3 separate regions of the Homo sapiens genome follow, and regions 1 and 2 are each linked to region 3. The links are chromatin loops, found by intact Hi-C in ENCODE. Cell type or tissue: chondrocyte. All regions are shown on one strand. Each heading gives the region's core, and the rest is flanking DNA. Links, peaks and the distances in the headings are about the cores only.

Region 1 (7,188 bases), core at 1,365-6,364, 650 kb before region 3:
AAGTCACCTAATATGTTGCTGAGAAGCAACCAGAAGTCCCACCATCACATCTTTCAACATACCTACAACTTTACTTATATATCATCCTTGTTCCTAAGGACTACTCTTACATTTGTGCCTTAGATTTCATCCCCTCCTGTCTACTCAAGAATTCTGCTTCTACAGTTAGCCCTAAGCTGCATCTTCAATTTTTCCCACTTTGCTGGATCATTCCTACTGAAACATGCTGCAGGGCTTTCTATTTTTAGAATAACAAAAACAAATACCTTCAACCCCACAGGCCCCTCCAGCTATATCCCATTTTCCTGCTCTTCACTATAGCAAAACTTAAGAGTTGCTTGCCATCCTCACTTCCTCACCTCCTTTCAAAACCGATTTCACACAAGCTTTTACAAGATTACCAACAATCTCCATGTTACTAAATCCAGTGGTTCATTCTCTGCCCACATCCAGCTCAATCTCTCAGGATATAGCATGCTGGTACAATAATAATGATATGCTTGATAACCCCTTAAAACATTTTCTTCACTTGGCTTGTGGGATAAAATACTTCAATGGTTTTTCTACTAGCTTACTGGCTACTCCTTTATTGCTCTTTTTCTTCCTGACCTTTAAATGTTGGCTAGAATACCCTAGTAACTGATTTTTGACCCATTTTCCTTTTTATAGTAATTATTGAGGTAATTTCATCCAAGCTAATGACTTAGAAAATACATACGTCCATGACCCATAAATTATTATCTCTAGCCTGGTCTCTTCCCCATCATTATAACACTCATGTATCCAACTACCTATTCAACATCTCTACTTGAACACTTAATAGGCAACTCAAATTTAACATGTCCAAAACCAAACTTGTTTTTCTCCCCAAATCTGCTCCTTTCTCAGACCTGAGTATCTCATTAAATAGCACCACTATTTACCTGATTGCTCAGGTTCCAAATTTAAGAGTCACCCTTGACCTCTCTTTCTTTCATTTCCCATATCCCTTTCTAGGAGTGTCTTTTTGGTTCTACCTTCAAAATATATTCCAAATAGGATCATTTCTCACTTTCTCCCTGTCCACCCCAGTGGTACAGGCCAATATCATCTCTCACTGATATTTTTGCAATAGCATCCTAACAGGTCTTCATGCTTCCGCTCTTACCCCACTAGTCTATTCTCAACAGAGCAACCAGAGGAATTATGTTAAGATGTAAATCAGTTCATTTCACTCTTGTGTTCAAAATCTTCCAAGTCAGCAGTCCCCAACCTTTTTGTCACCAGGGGCTGCTTTCGTAGAAGACAACTTTTCCAAAGACTGGGGGGTGGGTGGGGATGGGGTTTTGGCATAATTCGAGCACATTACATGTTTTGTGCACTTCGTTATTACATTATAACATATGATGAAATTATTATACAACTCACCACAATGTAGAATCAGTGGGAGCCCTGAGCTTATTTTCCTGCAACTAAATGGTCCCATCTGGGTGTGATGGGAGACAGTGACAGATCATCAGGCTTTAGATTCTCATAAGGATCGTGTAACCTAGATCCCGTGCATGCATAGTTTACAATAGGTTCATGCTCCTATGAGAATCTAATGCCACCACTGATCTGACAGAAGGTGGAGCTCAGGCAGTAATGCGAGTGATGGGGACTGACTGTAAACGCAGGTGAAGCTTTGCTTGCTGGCCCACCACTCACCTCCTGCTGTGTTGCCCAGTTCCTAGTCTTACATCTTTCTCTTAGACGAAAAGCCCACATTATTAGAATGGTCTGCAAGGCATCAAAAAAGTGGCTCTATCCTCCACCATATTTATCTCTGCTTTCATCTCCTACATCTCCACCACAGATGGAAAGCCCTCCTTGCTATTCCTAACATGAACATTTGCAATGCTATTCTCTCTGCCTGAAATGCTTTTATGCTGTATATCTGCATGGCTTAGAACCTCTATCCTTCCTCAAGTCTTATGTTCAAATGTCACTTTCTCAGTGGGGCCTCCCTTAATGACCCCAACCCCTTGAGCACTCACTTTCTAATTAAATGATTTATTATGTTTATTATCTACTCTCTGTTTCCCTCTACTAGAATGTAGCTCTGTAAGAGCTGGAGGTATTTTCTGTTTGGTTTCCAATTCCTAGAATAGTGACTGGCATATAGTAGATAAGTGTTCATTGAATGAATGAATGAATGAAGAATAAACCACACCCAGTTTTCTTTGGTTGAAAGAAAACAAATTGTTGCTTTAGAAGATTATATCCTCTATCAAATTTCATATTTCTTAAGTATTATTTGGCAAGGCTAACAACCTATAATGACTGGATGAATAGCTGTGAAAAGATCTCAGGCAAGGGCTAATAGGCTCATTCTTTAAAATAAAACATTTTTTTTGGCATGCAGGACAAAAAATTCACATTAAAAACCAACAAATATTTATATATAATGTCTTTCAGAGGCTGAAGTATAAAACCATTGGTCATCAGAATCTGATAATACTGTCTCTAAGTTCTTATAAAAACCAAAAGTATCCCTTTTGTTCAAAAAAGCTAAATGCTGGAAATCCCAAAAGAAAAATACTGTCTACTAAGCTAATACTACAAAAGTACAGGCATAACATCTTCCACGTAAAATAGAAGGCTATGTGGCAATCTAATGATGCAAGATTCAGAAAAGATCAGGGTGACATGTTAAACTGAGAGACCATTTTAGGTATGCTCTTGGGGTTCATTATGACTGCACCCTATAATCCAGTTTACATCCATGTTTTACGTAGAAATGCATCTCTTTTGAGGGATGACATAAAAAGTGTAGTGATTATACCATTTTTATAAAATGTCCCAGGTATCTACAAATATGAATTCTTCCAATCTTTCAATCATGGCAGTGGAATAATTTATGATTGGCTGAAGGTAGAAGAATTATGCACAGGAACCACACTGGCCCTGGAAGACAGAGGACTCACTTTTTAGTTTCAGCTCCGCCAAAGACTGACTGTAATTTGAGTAAATCACAATCTTTGCTTGTAGGTTCATAAATACAAAAATTCTTTTTCCTATTCTCTCCTCTATCACATGTTAAATACATGTTAAAGATACATGTTAAAAAACTGTTTGTTAACCAAATAACTACAGCCCTTTTAAGTAAAGAAATATACAGATTTAGACACATTACATACACAGAAGTACATCTGGTTTTGTTGCAGGATATACCTGCATCTCAGGATTTTAAAATCTGCAATACATCAACCAGTTTTAATTCTTTTTACAGAAATAAATGGAGGTGACCTAACTAGTAGCATATTTAAAATGCTGTTTAAGAGTCAGGTGCAGTGGTACACACCTGTAGTCTCAACTGTTTGGGAGGCTGAGATGGGAGGATTGCCTGAGCCAGGAGTTAGAAGCTATGGTGTGCTATGATAGAGTCTGTGAATAGCCACTGCACTCCAGCCTGGGCAACACAGTGAGACCCTGCCTCTAAAAAAAGTACTATTAAAATTGGGTCTATAAGAATATCTTTTTTTAAAAAGCAGATACCTTCACTAATTCTTATAAAAGAATGTAAAAGGATGTGATAAAGCAAAGATCCTTCATTGCAGGCAGTATATATGCTGGATAATCCACTGGAGGGCAGCAAAGTGCAGGATTTCTTTTTCTTCAACATCTGAACTCTGTAAAATTGCTTTAAGCTGCAAGTTACAAATCTACAAAAATTTAGGTTGAAGAACACAGACTAAAACTACAGGCAATGAAACAAGTTATAAAAGGAGATATGATTTACATAAATAGATGCTATAAATACAGAAACACTGTGAAGACAAGATAATCCATCTGCACATTGGAATAGATATTAAATCTCACGTATATGATTTGAAAATTCTACTTTTTGTTCCAGAGACAAAAGATATCAAATATGTATTAGACAGAGAAACTTGCAGACAATTACAGGAACACCTAAACATTAAAGTCTGAGTTCTTCTGCATAATATTTATTCATTCTTTCTAAGGATCTGGGCCAATTTTTTTAAGTAGGCGTGTGCCTCAATTAATTAAGAAATGACCAGAGCTCAGAAATCTTGGGTTTAATGCTTAATTATATGCTGTAAACAGCGAAGTTGCTGTTTGTGGCATAAAATTCTAATACATAGAACCTATTGGTTTTATGCTAATATAAGAAAAATAATAAATATAGACCATTAAAAATAAAGTAAAATCGAATGTATCAAAGATATAAGACAGCCTAGATTACTTTAGTAGTAGAAAATATCTTTGCTAGATGTAACTTTTTAATTTGCAGATTAGTATTTCAAAAATATTTTACGGTAATAAATGCTTGGAAAGTCCACTATCATGTTGTAATGCCACATCAATGTATTTCTGGACTTTTCTACAGATTCAATATTTAATCATTTTGCTCATATTGTTATTAAAAGTTATTTTCCATTTTTTAGAGAAGATAACCTTTACTGTTCCATAAAGTTTCATTCTGTGACACTTTTATTTTTTCCAATAAAAAAAGGCTGTTTTTTTTAAGTGTTGAGCACTTCATAGACATTGCTTATATTCAAAAGCATTATAAGTTTATTTAACAGATTCTATTTTACTTTTAAAAGGACGAAGCTGTTATTGAAGAATAAGTTTGCTACAGTAACCAATTCAGTTCTGCTTAAGTTAAATAAAACTGTAAAATGACAAGCCTATAAATGTGGAAAACAGTAGGTATTTTAAAACTGCCCAAACAAGATGTTTAATCGAAACTGAAAGCACTAACTTTTACAGTCAATTCAAGAGTGGGCAAGTAAAAAAAATCAATGTATTAAGTTCTTCACAGCATCCTTGAAATGGTAGTGATATAAAACTACCTATAAAAGACCAGGATTTATGAAATTTTATTCAAAAGAGGGAGAGATGATGATGATAAACAGCTGCTATAAGAACACATGAATCTAACAAATGGCAGCCAATACATTGATTTGTAGGTTAATAAAAGTTTGAAAACATTGTCAGATAAATAATACTTCATTAATCAATACAGTTTTAGCTATAAAGTCTTTATAAGTACAAAAAAATTTTTTTAGCATAGTGATTGTGTATTTTTAAGTTGAACAAAACAGTATTTACAAGTGATACAATACATTACCTGCATAGGCATTCCAAGAAACACAAATTAAAAATCTGCATTAAAAATTCCATGATTATATATGAAAAATAACAAAATACTTGCTAATGTTAAACTGCCCATCCTTTTACCACCAGGTCATACTATTTAAGACATTCTACTATATTATAGTTGCTGTAAAAATAATTGTTTATTTTTCTTTTTTGAGACGGAGTCTCGCTCTGTCACTCAGGCTGGATCGTGCGGTGGCACAATCTCAGCTCACCGCAACCTCTGCCTCCTGGGTTCAAGCCTGAACTTCAAGTCTGATTCTCCTGCCTCAGCCTCCCGAGTAGCTGGGATTACAGGTGCCCGCTATCACGCCCAGCTAATTATTGTATTTTTAGTAGAGATGGGGTTTCACCATGTTGGCCAGGCTGGTCTTGAACTCCTGACACCAGGTGATCCACCTACCTTGGTCTCCCAAAGTGCTGGGATTACAGGCATGAGCCACCATGCCTGGCCAACAATTATCATGAATTCTGTGACCCAGCCAGCAATCTCATGAATTCCATGACTATTACATGGAAAAAGAATCGTAAGCCTTGTCACTCTCTTGAAACCTCTATATTGTCATAATAAATACTTGAAACAGATGTCAGACAAGATAACTTATAAAACTTACTTCAATATTGCAAACATGAAAAAGGAAACGGCAAACAGAATCATCTGATTTCACTAAAGGTAAAGAAATCCTAATCATCCTTCAGAGGTTTTTCCTTTTTTTTTAATCAATTATTTAGCAAAGCTCAGAGATAACTGGAATAGATGCAACTGTTTAGATTTCAAGCATAAGAAGTTCCTGGTTTCTATAAAGGTGTTTGGCTTCTTTCAAGTTTTAGCTTTTCAAAGCTACAAGTCAGCAAAGTAACTATGAATGAATGGGATTACTCTGGAAATAAGTAACTCAAAATCATTGTCAAAGAAAAACACAATATTGAAATTGTTTCACTACTACTAATGAATTTTTAAACCTAGAAAATGCTATAGCATACATATCCATTAGGAGGTAACAGTATTTATTTAGGTATTAGCAAATGTTGGATTATTTTCTAATTCATATCAGAATGATTTTAAGTCTACCAGCAGTAATAGACTATTAGCTGTTTTTAGGTAAACTATGACATTTGAAAGATCACAGCATTCTGAGAAGATGCAGTAGAATTTTTAAAACAAGAAGACCACAGAATATATTCCAGGATTAAGTAACTTCTTCTGGTGGCCTTAGTGAGTTTGAGCAGACATTCTAACTAAATTTAGTAAATTAATTAATTACAATGTAAAAGGTACTAAATATTTTTTATTGATGAGCTCCCTCTGAAAGAACTATTATTAAAAAAAATTGTGTTTCCATGTCAAGTTATTTTCTCTTATTGTTATTATATTGGACCCAATAATATTCTCTGAATTCTCTGGACTATCAGATACTACAACTCTGAGAAAGATCTGTTCCAAGTTATTAGTTTCCTGGACCAGTTGAGGTTACATTCTGGGGAAAAAGTTCAAGACAACTGTATTCCCTCTTTTGACATGAGTTACATGTACTAAGAATATATTTCAAGAAACTGAAATACTAAATAAAAACATGTAAAATTAATGCTAAGGAGAAGACTTTTTAGAAAAGGGTCACTACATGTATACAGTGACAAAATGCTTCTTCTCAAAAACAGAAATAAATTTCAACAGAGTTGAGGGAGATGATAGTAAATTAAGAAAAGAGATTCTATTAATATAAAAAGCTCATTGAAAAAGTAAAATCCTTTTTATAAGGCTGTTCTTAGGTAACCTACAACATTTAAAAGACCACAGTGTTGCGAGAAGATGCAGTAGAATTAAAAACAAACAAACAAAAAAAGACCACAGCATATCTTCCAGGATTAAGAAGATAAAAATTCACAATTTGCACCTTTAAAGTTCTGAGCACCTTGTATTCACTATGAATTTCTAATGGCTTACTTTTAGCCAGTATCTACTATATGGTAAGAACAATGCAACTATTATGTATCCATAAATATAAAAAATTTAAAAATAAAAAAGAAAGTAATGGCAGA
Region 2 (7,188 bases), core at 919-5,918, 510 kb before region 3:
CTTGGCTGTAAAAACACAGAGTCACAGTCCTCAATCTTGCAGTGTTGCTGTGGGTCCACAGTCCAGGTTGAGAAGGGGCATTTGAGAAATGCGGGTCCCCTTACCCTCCCTCTCTGAGTTAGTTCCATGGTGTGAGGCAGCCCAGGAGGGGCGTTGGGCATGACTTTTCCAAAGTGGGTCAGAGATCCTTTAAGATTGATGACATCCTTTCTGGAGATGCTGAGAGAAGCAGTTACTTTATTTGTGTATCTGCTCAGTATCTCTTTCCCTCTCTAGACTGGTGCCCTCCCATAGGACTTTCTGCATTTATGGAAATGTTCTATAGCTGCATTGTCCAACATAGTAGTCAGGTCACACGTAGCATTTGAGTACCTGAAATGTGGCTAGTGAAACTGAAGAACTAAATTTAACCTTTATTCAATTTTTAAATCTTTTAAATTTAAAATTAAATTTGTAGCTAGTGGCTACTTTATTGGACAGCAAAATGCTAGACAGCTCAGTGTTCACTATCGTATCCCCAGAGCCTGGCACAGCATCTGCCCTTAGTTAGTGCTGGATACATATGTTTTAAATAAATGAATGCAAATTATCCACATGAGTCTTCCTAAACTACAAAAGTAGGCATTTGCATGTAGGAAGGCTTGGGGTCTGAGATAGCCAGAGGTTTAGTGAGTACTGTATTCAGGAAAGAACGAGAGGAGGAAACTATCAAACGTGTAGGTATCACCTAAGAGAGGGAATCTGAAACAGACCACGGACTATGCCGGGTATAAAGTACTAAGTTAAGGAACATTTGCCACCTCCCTATTTTGTTGTTATTTCATTTTTCCTGCAGTGATTAGGAATCAAATCCTTAAAGCAAGAAGGGAACTGTGGGCTCGATGGCAAAGTCCCGAAGAAGGGGAGGAGCTGGAGAGACTGTATCACTGCACAGTGAACTCTGACGGGGAGAGAACCCAAGGGATAGAGCAGGAGGCAGGAAGATGGCAGGGATCTTGGGCTTGTGTGGGAGGGAAGGGAATAGAGATATTGCTCTGGGATTTAACAGTCTGGAGGCTCAGTTAGGTCACCTGGTGTAAACTCAGTTACCTTTATAGTTCCTACTTTGAAGTTAAAATTGGAGAACTGAGAATACTGGCTCTTTCCATTTTCCTGCCTGTGGAGTCTCTCTGGCCTTAGCCTCAAGCAATTTCCCTTTCTCTCTTACTCTCTTCTCTCCTTCCTATGAGCCTAGTGTAAATTAATAATAATAATAATCAACATTTATCAAGCACATACAGAGACTCAGAGTCTAAATGGGTTGTATCTTTTTTTTTTTCTTGAAACGCAGTCTCACTCTGTTGCCCAGGCTGGAGTGCAGTGGTGTGATCTTGGCTCACTGCAACCTCTGCCTCCCAGGTTCAGGCGATCCTCCAACCTCAGCCTCCTAAGTAGCTAGGATTACGGGCATGTGCCACTACGCCTGGCTAATTTTTTTTTGTATTTTTAGTAGAGATGTGGTTTCACCATGTTGGCTAGGCTGGTCTCGAACTGCTAAACTCAAGTGATCTGCCCACCTGGTTCTCCCAAAGTGCTAGGATTACAGGTGTGAGCCACTGCGCTTGGCCTGGACTGTATCATTTAACCCTTCTACCGAGCTCTGAGGTAGCTGATTTAGGCAACATTTATCAATTGCTTATTATTACCAAGCACTGCTCTAACTCTTTAAATTTTCACAACCACCCCATTTTCCATGGGTAGGTGCCATTGTCATCATCATCAACATCCTTCAATTTACAAAGGAGTGCTCTGTGACCTGGAGGGGCTGAGTAACTTACCCAAGACTACACAGCCAGTGAGAAGCAAAGCGAAGATTTGAAACCTGGGCAACTGGGCTCCGGAGAAGAACCCTACTGCCAGGTTCTGGGAGTTACTTTATAGGTATCAACTCTTCTAATCTTGATAATAACCCTATAAGGTGGAGATAATTATTATTATACCCATTTCATGGGTGGCGAAGCTGAGGTTTAACGAGGTTAGGTAACTTGTCCAAAATAATACAGCTAATTAGATCTGTGGCCAAGATTTGAACCTAGGCAGTTGGACTTTTGAGGTTACTCTTTAAACCCTTGGGGTGGATGTTCTGGGTTGAATAATATCCTCTCCCAATTTATGTCCTTCCTAGAACCTCAGAATATGAACTTTTTTGGAACTAGAGTTATTGCAGATGTAACCGGCTAAATTGGGATTATACTGGAGTAGGGCGGGCCTTTAATCCAACATGACTGGTACCCTTATAAGAAGAGAAGAGACACCCAGACAGACGGGGAAGATGTCCATGTGGAGATGGTGGCAGACATTGGAGGGAAGTATCTATAAGCCAAGGAATGCCAAAAACTGGCTGCAAACACCAGGAGTTAGGACAAGACGAGGAAGGATCCTTCCTAGAGCCTGCAGAGAGAGCCTGGCCCTGCCGACCTGCTTTCAGACTTCCAGCCTGCAGAACTGGGAAAAGTCTCTGTTGTTTTAAGCTACCCAGTTTGCAGTAATTTGTGGCAGCAGCCCAAAAAAACTCAGACAGTACGATATACATTTTAAGACGGAGATGGAAGTGACAATTTTTTTTTCCTTTTTTTTTTTTTTGTTGAGACGGAGTTTCACTCTTGTCACCTATGCTGGAGTGCAATGGTGCAATCTTGGCTCAATGCAGCCTCTGCTTCCCGGGTTCAAGCAATTCTCCTGCCTCAGCCTCCTGAGTAGCTGGAATTACAGGCACACATCCCCATGCCTGCATAATTTTGTTTTTTGGTATTTTTAGTAGAGATGGGGTTTCATCATGTTGTCCAGGCTGGTCTTGAACTCCTGACCTCAGATGATTTGCCCACCTCGGCTTCCCAAAGTACTGGGTTTACAGGTGTGAACCACTGCGCCTGGCCAGAATTGACAATTCCTTCACTTGCTGGTCAGCATGAAGTAGCATAGACTTTGGAGTCGCTCTGAAAACTCAGGTTGAGGCTATGTTTTAGGGATGATGAGGGAACGTGCAAGGGAATAGAAGAGGGAGCTCCACTCCCCACTTGAGGGATTGACCCAGTCCCACACAACCAGATGGCGGAGGGCTGATTGGGTCTGTGCCTCCCCTTAGGATTATGGTTTAGGCTTTGGAGGCAAATATTAATAGACCCAGGTTTACATTCAGGCTCCTTCCTACTACCTGGGTGAGCTTAAACAAATTCCTTTAATTCCTAAGCCTCAGTTTCTTCCTCTGAAAAAGGGGTGATAATAATAGTTTTTCATTTGAGAATGGTTGCCAGGTTTAAATGAGGCAATACAAATAATGCCCCTAGATACACACATGAAGCTCTCAATGAATTATAACTGTTATTCTTCTCCCAGGAAGTGGCAAAGCGACTGAAGGAAGGAATGGCATCAGGCCTGGATGGTTTATGCTCCAGGGCTGAACTCCATAAGGTTGAATGTACGACCTGCAGGGTCCTGCGCAATTCTATGATCTCCCCCCATCTCTGGTGCTTCTCATAGAGCTGGACTCCATGAAATCTTTTACTATAGCCTTTTCTTTCCTAATCCGGTAGGTGGCAATAAGCCTCCGTCATTTTTCTTTATGAAGCTTTTACTCTTCAGCCCTGCTATTGGCTGTGTTGTGGGACGAGGCCATTGGGAGTGATTGAAGCAATTCAGACCAAGGGGACTCTTTTGGGAAGCATTCAGCACCCCTCAGGGCACAAACAGGGCATCAACCTCACCCCAGAGGGACTTCCCAAGAGCTCTTCTGACGATGTTTATCCCCGGGGCGGCCAGCTCAGACACAAAATTTATACTTACAATAAAAGGCCTCTGATTTTGTTCCCAGAGCAAGGATACATCATCTTGCTAAATCCCAGAAGGAGCACAGCCCTACTGGCTAAGAGGTGAACCCCATCTCCCTGGTAAATCTCATGGTGTTTTCGGAGGCAGCTACATGCCCCTGTAAATTCTGAGCCTACAGCATGGACATCATCTGGGACTTCTTAGAAATGTAAAATGTCAGGCTCCACCCCAGAGCTGTTGAATCAGATGGTGCATTTCAATGATCTCCCTGGGTGAATTGTGTAGCCAGGAAAGTTTGAGAAGTCCTGGCCTCCAGGATCTCAGAGGGAAATATTTCTTCTCACCAGCCTATATAATTAGTTCTCTTTAGTCCAGTGGAGAATAAATAATAAGCTAACATTGTCAACATGTGTCATATTTACAAAGGACACTATTACTGTATGCCTAAAGGAGATATATAAATAATATCTATCTATACACACACATATAGTCTTTTTTTTTGTTTTTGAGACAGGGTCTTGTCCTGTCGTACAGGCTGGAGTGTGGTGCTGCAATCTCTGCTCATTGCAACCTCTGCCTCTCGGGCTCAAGCAATCATCCTGCCTCAGCCTCCTGAGTAGCTGGGACTACAGGAACATGTCACCGTATCTGGCTAATTTTTGTATTTTTAGTAGAGATGGGGTTTCATCATGTTGGCCAGGCTGGTCTCGAATTCCTAGCCTCATGTGATCCACCCGCCTCGACCTCCCAAAGTGCTGGGATTACAGGTGTGAGCCACTGCACCCAGCCTACACATATAGTTTTGATGATTTACCTTTCCAATACCCCCTTAGCTCAATCCCATTTAAAGATGAGAAAACTAGACTTAGAAGTACGCAAGTATCCAAGAGGAGAGCTGAGATGTAAGCACAGGTTTTTGGAGTCCACAGTGACTGTATTTCAAAGTAGCAATAGAAAGAAAGGCCAGCATTTATCCAGTGCTTGCTGTGTACTAGGCCCTATGCCAAATGTCAAATGTGTTATTTAACATCATCTTCTTGACAGTTCTAAGCAGAGGAATACCATTGTCCCCGCTTCACAAATGAGAACACTGAGGAGCAGAGAAGTCAATGAACTTCCTTAAGACCACATAGCTGCTAAAAAAAAAAAATGACCTATCTAGAATTATCACCCAAGCCAGTATGACTCTGAGCCTGAGTTTAACACTACAGCTTAAAGTCTTCCTGAGAAATGTCTGAATTCCTCATGTACATGTCCTTTTGAAACACTTGCCTATGATTATAATGTACTTTTGAGTACATTATTAGTTTGATCTTTAAATTAGTACTTATAGCGACTTGTTTCTTCCCCAATGTTTATTCCCTTCTCCTACTATCTATATTAGTTTTCTAGGGCAGCTGTCACCAAGTGCCACAAGCTGGGTGGCTGAAAACAATAGAAATTTATTGTCTCCAGTTCTGGTGGCCTGAAGTCTAAAATCAAAGCATCAGCAGGGCCATTCTTCCTCTGAAACCTGTAGGGGAGAAATCCTTCCTTGTCTCTTCCTAGCTTCCAGTGGTTTTCTGGTAGTCTTCGGTGTTCCTTGGCTTGCAGGTGTGTTAACTCCAGTCTTTGCTTCCATCTTCATGTGGTGTTTGTCCCTTATGTGTCTGTGTTTTCTCTTCTTCTTTTTTTTTTTTTTACCTCAACCCAAAAGGTACAAAAATAGATTGTAATTAGGTAAGTTAAGATGAGGTCATACTAGAATAGGGTGGACCTTGTTTACAATATACTTTTCATTTTTATCCAGGTAACAGAAGTACAGAGTTTGGAGCCATCATAAGGAATGAAATATTGGCATTTGCAGCAACCTGGATGGAGTTGGAGACCATTGTTCAGAAACCAAATATCATATGTTCTCACTTATAAGTGGGAGTTAAGCTATGAGGATGCAAAGGTGTAAGAATGATATAATAGACTTTGGGGACTCAGGGGAAGGGAGGGAAAGGGGTGAAGAATAAAAGACTGACTACACAGTGGGTACAGTGTACACTGCTCTGGTGATGGGTGCATCAAAATCTCAGAAGTCACCACCAAAGAACTTATCCATGTAACCCAAAACCACCTGTTCCCCCAAAACTACTGAAATAAAATAAAATTGAAAACAAACAAAAAGAAGTAGAGTTTCAACAGTCAAATGTCACTCCAAGAACTAGGACCATGGCCTTTCCAGCTCTTCCCAAGGCCTGTTCTGGGAGCCACTTTGTGTTAGCACTGTCTGTGCCTCTCTGGTTATAACCTCATTTTCCTAAGTGGCCCAATGCTCACTTTCAGTGGTTGTTCATTTTAGGTAAATGGCAAGCCAGTGGGACAAATAGGGGCAATTTCTCCCCTCAGGTAGCGCAGACCTGATGCAGGTTAGGTGCCTGAGGAGGCTGTGATCAGCAGGTGGTCCTGACATGGGAATGTCCCGCAAGGCCCAGAGGTGGGTCATTCTTGGCACATTGATGGCACAACAAAGGGCCTCACATGGGGACCCATCACTAGGCTTCGCACTCTCACCCTGGCGAGGGAAATGGCTGTGACTCCTCCGTTTTATTCTTAATGTATATGCTCCTCAACTTACAATGGACTTATGTCCTAATAAATCCATCATCAGTCAAAAATGTCATATGTCAAAAATGCACCTAACGCTGCTAACAGAGCAGATGGTTCCCGACTTTCAATGGTTCCATTTATGCTTTTACCATGTTATGACAGTGCTGGAGTGATGTGTTTTCAGTAGAAATTGTAACCCTATCATGATTTAGAAGGAGCTCCTCTACCTACAATGGGGCTACCTCCCAAAAGACCCACCTCAATGTTGAGAAATCTTAAGTTGAAGCATCATAAGTCAAGGACTGTCTGTATGCATTTTACTTACATAGAAAGGTTACACAATCCATGTGTACATTATAATACACACCCGGGTCATATCTACAGGACAGTTCCGGAGTCTGTGATAGCCCCACTTCCTTCATCTGGGTCACCACAGTCTCAGTGTGCCCTTTGTGACATGTGACCTCTATATGGAAGCAGTCACCAGTGTACCTGTGGCTGAAGGTGGAAGCGCCACGGGCTCACCTCCCTCCCATTTCCTCAACCCTTTTCTCTCCTGTGGGTTTCTTTGCTTTCTAGTCTGCTCCCCACGCTTCCTCATGGTTCTTATTGCTCTCATCCCCCCTGCCCTTCCCTGGGCTTACACTTTTCTGTCTCCCACCCCCAAGCCACCTTCCCTCTCAGCTTGACTCCACCTCCCCCGTGATTTCTGATCTTTTCCTCCAGCCTGCCTTTGGGCTTTGTTGCGGGAAGACAGGGACCCCAAATGGAGGGACCGGCTGAAGCCATGGCAGAAGAATGTGG
Region 3 (7,188 bases), core at 966-5,965:
ATGGAAATGCCTTAGGTGTACTTGGACCATGGGCAGAGGAAAAGCAGGGGGGCTGAATGTGAAGGCAGGACTTATGGCTGTGGAGTGGGAGAACAAAAGTCTCTTTTCCTCCTTTTCATTTTTCAGAAAGCCTCAATCAATACCCCAATTGTAACTGCACCAAGGGGCATAGGAGCAGAGAATCCAATACAAATGCATTAAAACCTTTTAAATTTGACAGACAGAGTGCAAAGGCAGATATATTCTTGACAGTGAATTTCTTATGTCAGAACAATGATTTCAAATCTCTTGGACAGAAGGGATCCTGGAAGAGAAGAGGTTAGTGTCAGTTTAGCATTGTCCTTTGTCTTCCCAGAATTTTATGCTGTTTTTTTAAAAAATGATAGCTTAGGATTTGGTTGAAATTATCAATAATAATGTTGCTTTGCAAGTTCTACAGGTCTTCAATATAGATACATAGAACGTGGAAACCACCTAGACCACCATTATCCATTTTAAAAATGAGGATTTTGAGATTTAGACTGGAGAAGACCTGGCCAGCTGAGGGCAGAGCTGGGGCTAGCAAAGTTCTGTTGGGTCTTTGTCCCAATTCAACCTCCGGGTAAATCTTTTACCATCTGGCCATGTCCATATGAGGTCATCAGCTGTGTGTCATCATTGCCATGGATATTCCGCAATTCGAGGGCAGGAGCCCCAGGAGGCAGGGTAGCCCGTCCTAAGCAGGACATGGTATCTCTCACAGGCTCACACTCTCTTGATTCATGGATTTATTCTGAATTGAACATGTTTTTTAGACAAAAGCCCTCATGATTTTAGAAAGTTAAAAAAGGAAAAATAAAAATACAAAACAGGCTTGGAGAGCAGAATAACATATGGAAACAATGAGTGAACATTTTGCTTTGATGATGTCAAGGGCATTTTTAAGTGCTCAGCCAAAGTTCTTTTACTGTGAACAACAAGATACTTTTAATCTTTTGACATTTATGCTAGTCCCATCTCTTTCCGCTTTTGGTCATGTGTATTGATTTTTAGTCTGTTATTCGGTGCAAGTATGAGTTAATGAGATCACCTGCCACCCCTAAGATTAACAGATAACTGTTTTCAAAAGAAGAAAGTCAACTTTTCAATAATCAATCCGTTTAGTTCATTTCTCTCTCTCCCCCCAATTCATTCTTTGCCAGATTCTGTGATATACAATGTTGGTGTCCTTGTACATTAAGATACTGTTGATTGGCCTAATTTGAGAATCCAGTCCATAACTTTAGCCTCAGCAGCACTATCTACAAATGAACTAAGCTATCCTATTTTTGTGCTTTTTCTGTTTTCAATTTTGAGTGACCATCCTTGGTCTATGGTTGCCAATCAAGGAGAATGAACCAGAAACACAAACCAGAAGACAGCCATAAACCAGAGGCGATCACAAAGGCCGGAAGAGATCCACCACCGTCTAATCTGAGACTTGTGGTTTCTGAGATAAAGGTTGAGGCAGCTAAGAACTGGCACACAGCTCTGTCAACTGCTCCACTGTAGACCAGTGATCCTCCTCCTCTGTTGTCACAGTCTTCACGTTCCCTACCCTGCTCCCCTGTCGACTTTAGTGATATGAAACAGTTTCCCTAACACCAGGGAACTGCATGAATCCCTCTGAAGCTAGAATCCAAAGGAAGGAAGAGCTCAAACAGAGTCCTGCAGAACACCTGGCAGTCGCCTCAGCGCCTCTGTGCTGTCCTTTTCTGTTATTTGAAGTGAGAGTACCACTCTGTTGAAACAAGTACAGGGAGTCTCTGAGATACCAGTTTCTGCCAAACTCCCTTGTTAGGGTTCCATGATTTCCAGGGCAGAGTCTCAGCAGAGCCTTCTAAAGACACAGCCACATCCTCCACCAGGTTTCGAAAATTGTGCCACATTCTTACTATTTCATCAACTGTTCCTTCTTCTGTAACCCAAATTTAGTTAATGAATCTGTTATTAATGTAAAAGGCAAAATAGAGAGCTCGGTCTTTCTGAAGTTGTTTTGGGACCTCCAGGACTGACAAGACACAGTACAAATCCAGTTCCTGTCCTGAAAATCAAGAACTCTTTTTTTGTATGTAAAGTTACTTTGTAAATTCTCCCTTGGCAATTTTCATGACAAGAAAGAATCACTTTTGTAGGAAAATGAGTAAAATTCTTGCACAAAGTTATCTTTTAAATGTCAGGACTTAAAAAATATCAAAAATAAGAAAGTAGTTTAAGGAGAAACTTATGAAACTTACAAAGCTTGCAGGATGTTGAAACGGTTTTGTCCCAAGTTATAATAGAATTTTGTTTTCCTAAGTCTTACTGTTGAGGGTCTGGCTTTGGATGTAAGGGACTCCTGTTATTGACAAATATAATGGGACATGTAATGTTTACTGAAATTCATTTTATCTGTTACTGAAATTCATTTTACCTTTAAGATCAAAAACAGCAGGTATTTTAGATTATATTAGGAAACAGATCAACTATTTCATTCCTTTTTTCCTCCATCTCCACATGGGGCATGTCCATACATGTAATACACACACACACACACACACACACACACACCCGTATCCATTCCAAGCAAATGTTTGAAGGAAAACAGGACCTTGAAAATGAATAAAAAGGAAAGTATATACATCACAAATGTGATTTTGAATCTAGACAAAAACAAGACCAGGCAATAGACAAGTGTTCTTCAGAATATGTTATTGTCAGTTAATTTTCTTCTGTGATTATTCATTTCATAACTGCAAAAAACCAGCAGTGTCATCCCAGAATTGTACAAATATAATGAAATCTTTTCATAGAGAAGATCTATAAGCCATAGTAGCAGCTGTTGCCCACATTTAGCAATTATAGGCTTATTATTTACTATTTATTAAATACCAGTAGTAGCAGGGTTCTATAAAATGAATGTTTTTACCTAGTACTTTTTCTTTGAAGTTGCTGTTAAATGGGCAAGAAAAAGTAGGCAGACAGAGAGAAAACAGAAATACTTTTGGGAGAATGCTAAAATAGTTTTGCAAGGTTCAATAATACATGATTCACTACAGTTGATTCTGGTCATGTTGGAAGTGTCTTGAGGATAACATATCTTGATGGATGGGAAGGGAACATTTACAGGAAATAATGAGTCTTAAGTCTGTATGATGAAGTAAAAACAGACCTCAAAGTCAGACACATCATGGATTTGAATGTATTGACTCATAATTTGCAGGGCTCCATAGGTGCAGAGTAACTTAAATTCTTGATATGATAGAAGTTTTGAGAAACTTTTCTTCACCACTTAGTTTGACACAGCATGTAGGGGGATGTTTCTCAGATCCTGCTTCAATGCACAGGGTGATGCAAACTTTACTCCACTCATAAATACTTTATGCCTAGGCACAGCACAATATAGTAAGAGGAATTGATTTTGTACTATCAGAACCTCTAAACATATCTCAGATTCGTCTCCTGTTCCCAACTCAGAATCACACATTTCTAATCTTGGGGGTTGGGGGCTGGGGACTGAAGAGGGGGTTGGTTAGCTAGCTAGCCTTTTCTCTTCTAAGACTTCGTGGAAATGTATCTAGTCCTGATTTGCCATCTTCTCTACCTCCTTCTATTCTTCCAACTCCCAAAGATTCTCCTTGGCTAATAATTCCTCTGTAGAATTCTGGCTTCTCTACTTCCTAGATGTGTAATCTCAATCAAGTTCTCTAAAACTCTGCTGTCTCATTGGGGAAATTGCTAGAGTAACACCTGCCTCATCAGAAAACTGTGAGTATGAATGAACATTGTATCTGGAAGAGAGGAGATTTTCAATAAATGTTAATCTTTCCTTTTTTCTCCCCATCCTCTGTGCTTAAATAATGTCATCTGGGGACCAGAGGGTTTGTAAGAGAAAAGGACCTGCAGTAGCTCCTCCTGCTGGTCAGTTCCTGGAATGTCTCTTCTCAGGATAGTGCCACAACTCAGCATTGCAGATATTCTTTTAAAATAAATACTAACTTATACATTAAAGTTATTCATATCATTTATACACAAAACAGTAGGGTAGGTGCTATAAAGAAAGATGACTTGTACCCTCAAGTAACTTAAAACCTGGAAGAGAAAGGAAGACACAGTAACAAAACTATAAGAGAGAATAAATTATAAGTACAGTATTACCCTAAAGATTCCAGAGAAAACTTAATGAATTCAGCAAAGTTTCAGGATTTAAAATCAACACACAAAAATCAGTTGCATTTCTATGTACTAACAATGAACAGTCTGAAAAGGAAATTAATAAAATTTCATTACAATAGTTTTTAAAATATTTAGGAATAAATTTAGCCAAGGAGGGAAAGGGCTTATACACCAAAAACAAATAAACACTGCTGAAAGAATTTAAAGAAGACACAAATGCATTGAAAGGCATTCTGTGTTTATAGATTAGAAAACTTTATATTGTTAAGATATCAATTCTTCACCTCCAAAGAGATATGTAGATTCATCCCTATCAAAATTACAATGACATATTTTTACAGAAATAGAAAAATCTATCCTAAAATTCATATGGAATCTCAAGAAACTCCTGAATAGTCAGAACAATCTTGGGAAAAAAAATAACAAATTTGGAGGATTCATTCTTCCTGACTTCCAAACTTAGTACAAAGCTACAGTAATAAAAGTAGTGTGGAATTGGTGCAAAGAGAGACATATAGACCAACTGAATAGAATAAAGAACCCAGAAATAAACCCTCACATATGTGGTCAAATGATTTTCAACAGGATGCTAAGATCATTCAATGGGGGGAAAGGTCAGTCTTTTCAACAAATGGCACTAAAAAACTGGTTATCCACATGCAAAAGAATGAATTTGTACCCTTATCTTATGCTATATACAAAAATAAACTCAAAATGAATCAAATACCTAAATATAAATGCTAAAGCTATAAAACTCTTGGAGAAAAAATATGGAAACCTAATGTGCTACAACATGGATGAACCTTAACAACATTATGCTAAGTGAAATAAGCCAGACACAAAGGACAAATATTGTATGATTCAATTATATGAGGTACCTATTGTGGTCAAATTCATAGAGACAGAAGGAATGGTAGGCAGCAAGGGCTGGGAGAGGGATAAATGGGAAGTTATTGTTTAATGGGTATAGAGTTTCAGTTTGATATGGTGAAAAAGTCCTGGAAAGGGATGGTGGTAATGATTGTACAATATGAACTGAACTGTACACTTAAATGCCACTGAACTGTACACTTAAAATGGTTAAAATGAGAAATTTTATGTTTTATATATTTTACCATAATAAAAAGTACAGTATTAAAAAGATAAGCAAAGTTATGTGCAAACAAATGAGACAGTAATATTGACTAGGGGTGTCAGCAATACTTCTCAGAGGAAGCATTGCTTGAGCAGAATTTTTAAAGATTACAGGAGAAATGGATTTGAGCAGGTGACATTCCAAAAACATTTTTAAATAAATGATGAAAACCTTTAATGTAATGGAGGCCATATTTATTCTGCTGCTGAAATTGATTGCTGGGATGTGGTTTATGATATTAAAATATTTATGAATATATATTTAATTTCCATCCATCTCTTCCAAGAACCATAATGCAAACTTTAATCAGCATTTTCCCTAACATTTGAAAGGCAATTATAAGACTATATTAACATTCATCTTACACGGGTTCTTTAGAAGGCTCGATTGTTTAGCATGGCTCTTAAATCATTAAGCAAATTCACTGTGTGATATCACAAACAGAGCTGGTCTTAATTCACTACTTTTTTTTTTTATCAGTATAGCTGATACTGATCAGTATAATTGGAGTCCAGAGCTTTCAAAGCAGAGTGTAATTGTGCAGTAGCTTCTTTAAGGGGAGAGGAGGCCACATTCAACAAATATTTACTGAATATTTAAGTACTGAGATATTGTGTTGGGCATTGGAGATTTTGTAGGAAACAAACAGCACCAAATATCACCATATAATTTGCACTCTATTTAAATAGAGGATTTAGTGGGAAGAAAGCTTGGTGGAAGTGGGCAAATGAGAGACGGCACTGAATGCAAGCCTAAAAATTTGGACTTCAGAGAAGCATTGGGACCTTATTTGTGGCTTTAATATCACACATGAATTTTCAGGTAAGACAAGCTTAGAGGAAGACAATTTACGACATGGTTAAGTTATACTAAATGAGAAGTGATGAAGACCTGGACTAAGGAAATGGTAGTGGAGCACAGAAAGGAAGAGATTTGACAAATGAAATCAATCATGAATGTCAAAGGGACAGAGGGGGTAGATTAAATATAAAAATGACTCCAGTGATTTTAGCCTGGATGCCTGGGAAGAATCAGGAATCTAGTCTTTAGGTATAGCTTCCTTTTTGGAAGGCCAACGAGATCCTGAAAGAAACCTCGATCATTTATAATAATGGGCAAAGAGAAAGCAACATGAAATCCTTTCTTAAATTTCGGCAGAGGCTGCAGTGAAGATGCCTTCTAGCATTTTATTTATAGATTTCTATAATTTAACTACTATTTATTGTAGTGAAAGGTCATTTCTTTGACTCTTTCCACATATGTTGTTACTTCTGTCATTATACTGCTGAAAATGTTTGAAGGGTTTAAATAAAAATTATATTTGATAAAGATAATTTGGTTTCATTCAAGGTATTTGATGACTGACTTGACCAGTGTAGTGAGATCATATTCTTAGCAAGATGACAGATCAATCAGAGAATTGTGTCTGGCTCTTGTATGCTAATTAGGTAATTTCTTTAATCCAACTCTGGGAAAATGTTTTAGATAAGCAAATAGTGAATTCAGACCAGCTCTGTTTATATCACATAGTGTGCTTGCTTAATGATTTAACAGTCATGCTAAACAATTGAGCCTTTTAAAGAAGTTGTGTAAGATGAATGTTAATATGATTTTATAATTGCCTTTCAAATGTTAGGAAAAATGCTGATTAAAGTTTGCATTATGGTTCTTGGTAGAGATGGGTGAAATTAAATATATATTTATAGATTCCTACAATCAGCTTGAGCAGCAGAATAAATATGGCCTCCATTACTTTAAAGGTTTTCATCGTTTATTTAAAAATGTCCTTGGATTGTCACCTGCTTAAATCCATTTCTCCTGTTCTTTTACAGTAAGTCTCCATGGTTAGTGGCTAATAATGATGCTACCAGCTCTGTGGG

What was found. Peaks named below come from ENCODE experiments on the same cell type or tissue, not always from the same donor. Only the 100,000 strongest peaks of a DNase experiment are listed, where the experiment ranks them.
Region 1: a loop joins it to region 3, with 6 times the contacts of the local background. A loop is called at or near these places in 2 of 110 quality-filtered maps.
Region 2: it touches region 3 in a loop (9-fold over the local background); 61 of 110 quality-filtered maps call a loop at or near these places.

What each region holds. Positions count from the first base shown.
Region 1 is chr11:43,415,968-43,423,155 of GRCh38, reverse strand. All of the region lies in intron 16 of TTC17 (tetratricopeptide repeat domain 17), which reads right to left. Among named protein-coding and RNA genes, the nearest start is that of TTC17, 61 kb to the right of the region's middle. In chondrocyte, for the core only: CTCF peaks have their summits at 3,361 and 3,581 (motif pointing right); no DNase peak of the experiment used is centred there.
Region 2 is chr11:43,275,218-43,282,405 of GRCh38, reverse strand. No RefSeq gene overlaps it. Among named protein-coding and RNA genes, the nearest start is that of API5, 33 kb to the left of the region's middle. In chondrocyte, for the core only: CTCF peaks have their summits at 3,581 (motif pointing right) and 3,589 (motif pointing right); no DNase peak of the experiment used is centred there.
Region 3 is chr11:42,767,379-42,774,566 of GRCh38, reverse strand. No RefSeq gene overlaps it. Among named protein-coding and RNA genes, the nearest start is that of LINC02740, 520 kb to the right of the region's middle. In chondrocyte, for the core only: CTCF peaks have their summits at 3,688 and 3,923 (motif pointing left); no DNase peak of the experiment used is centred there.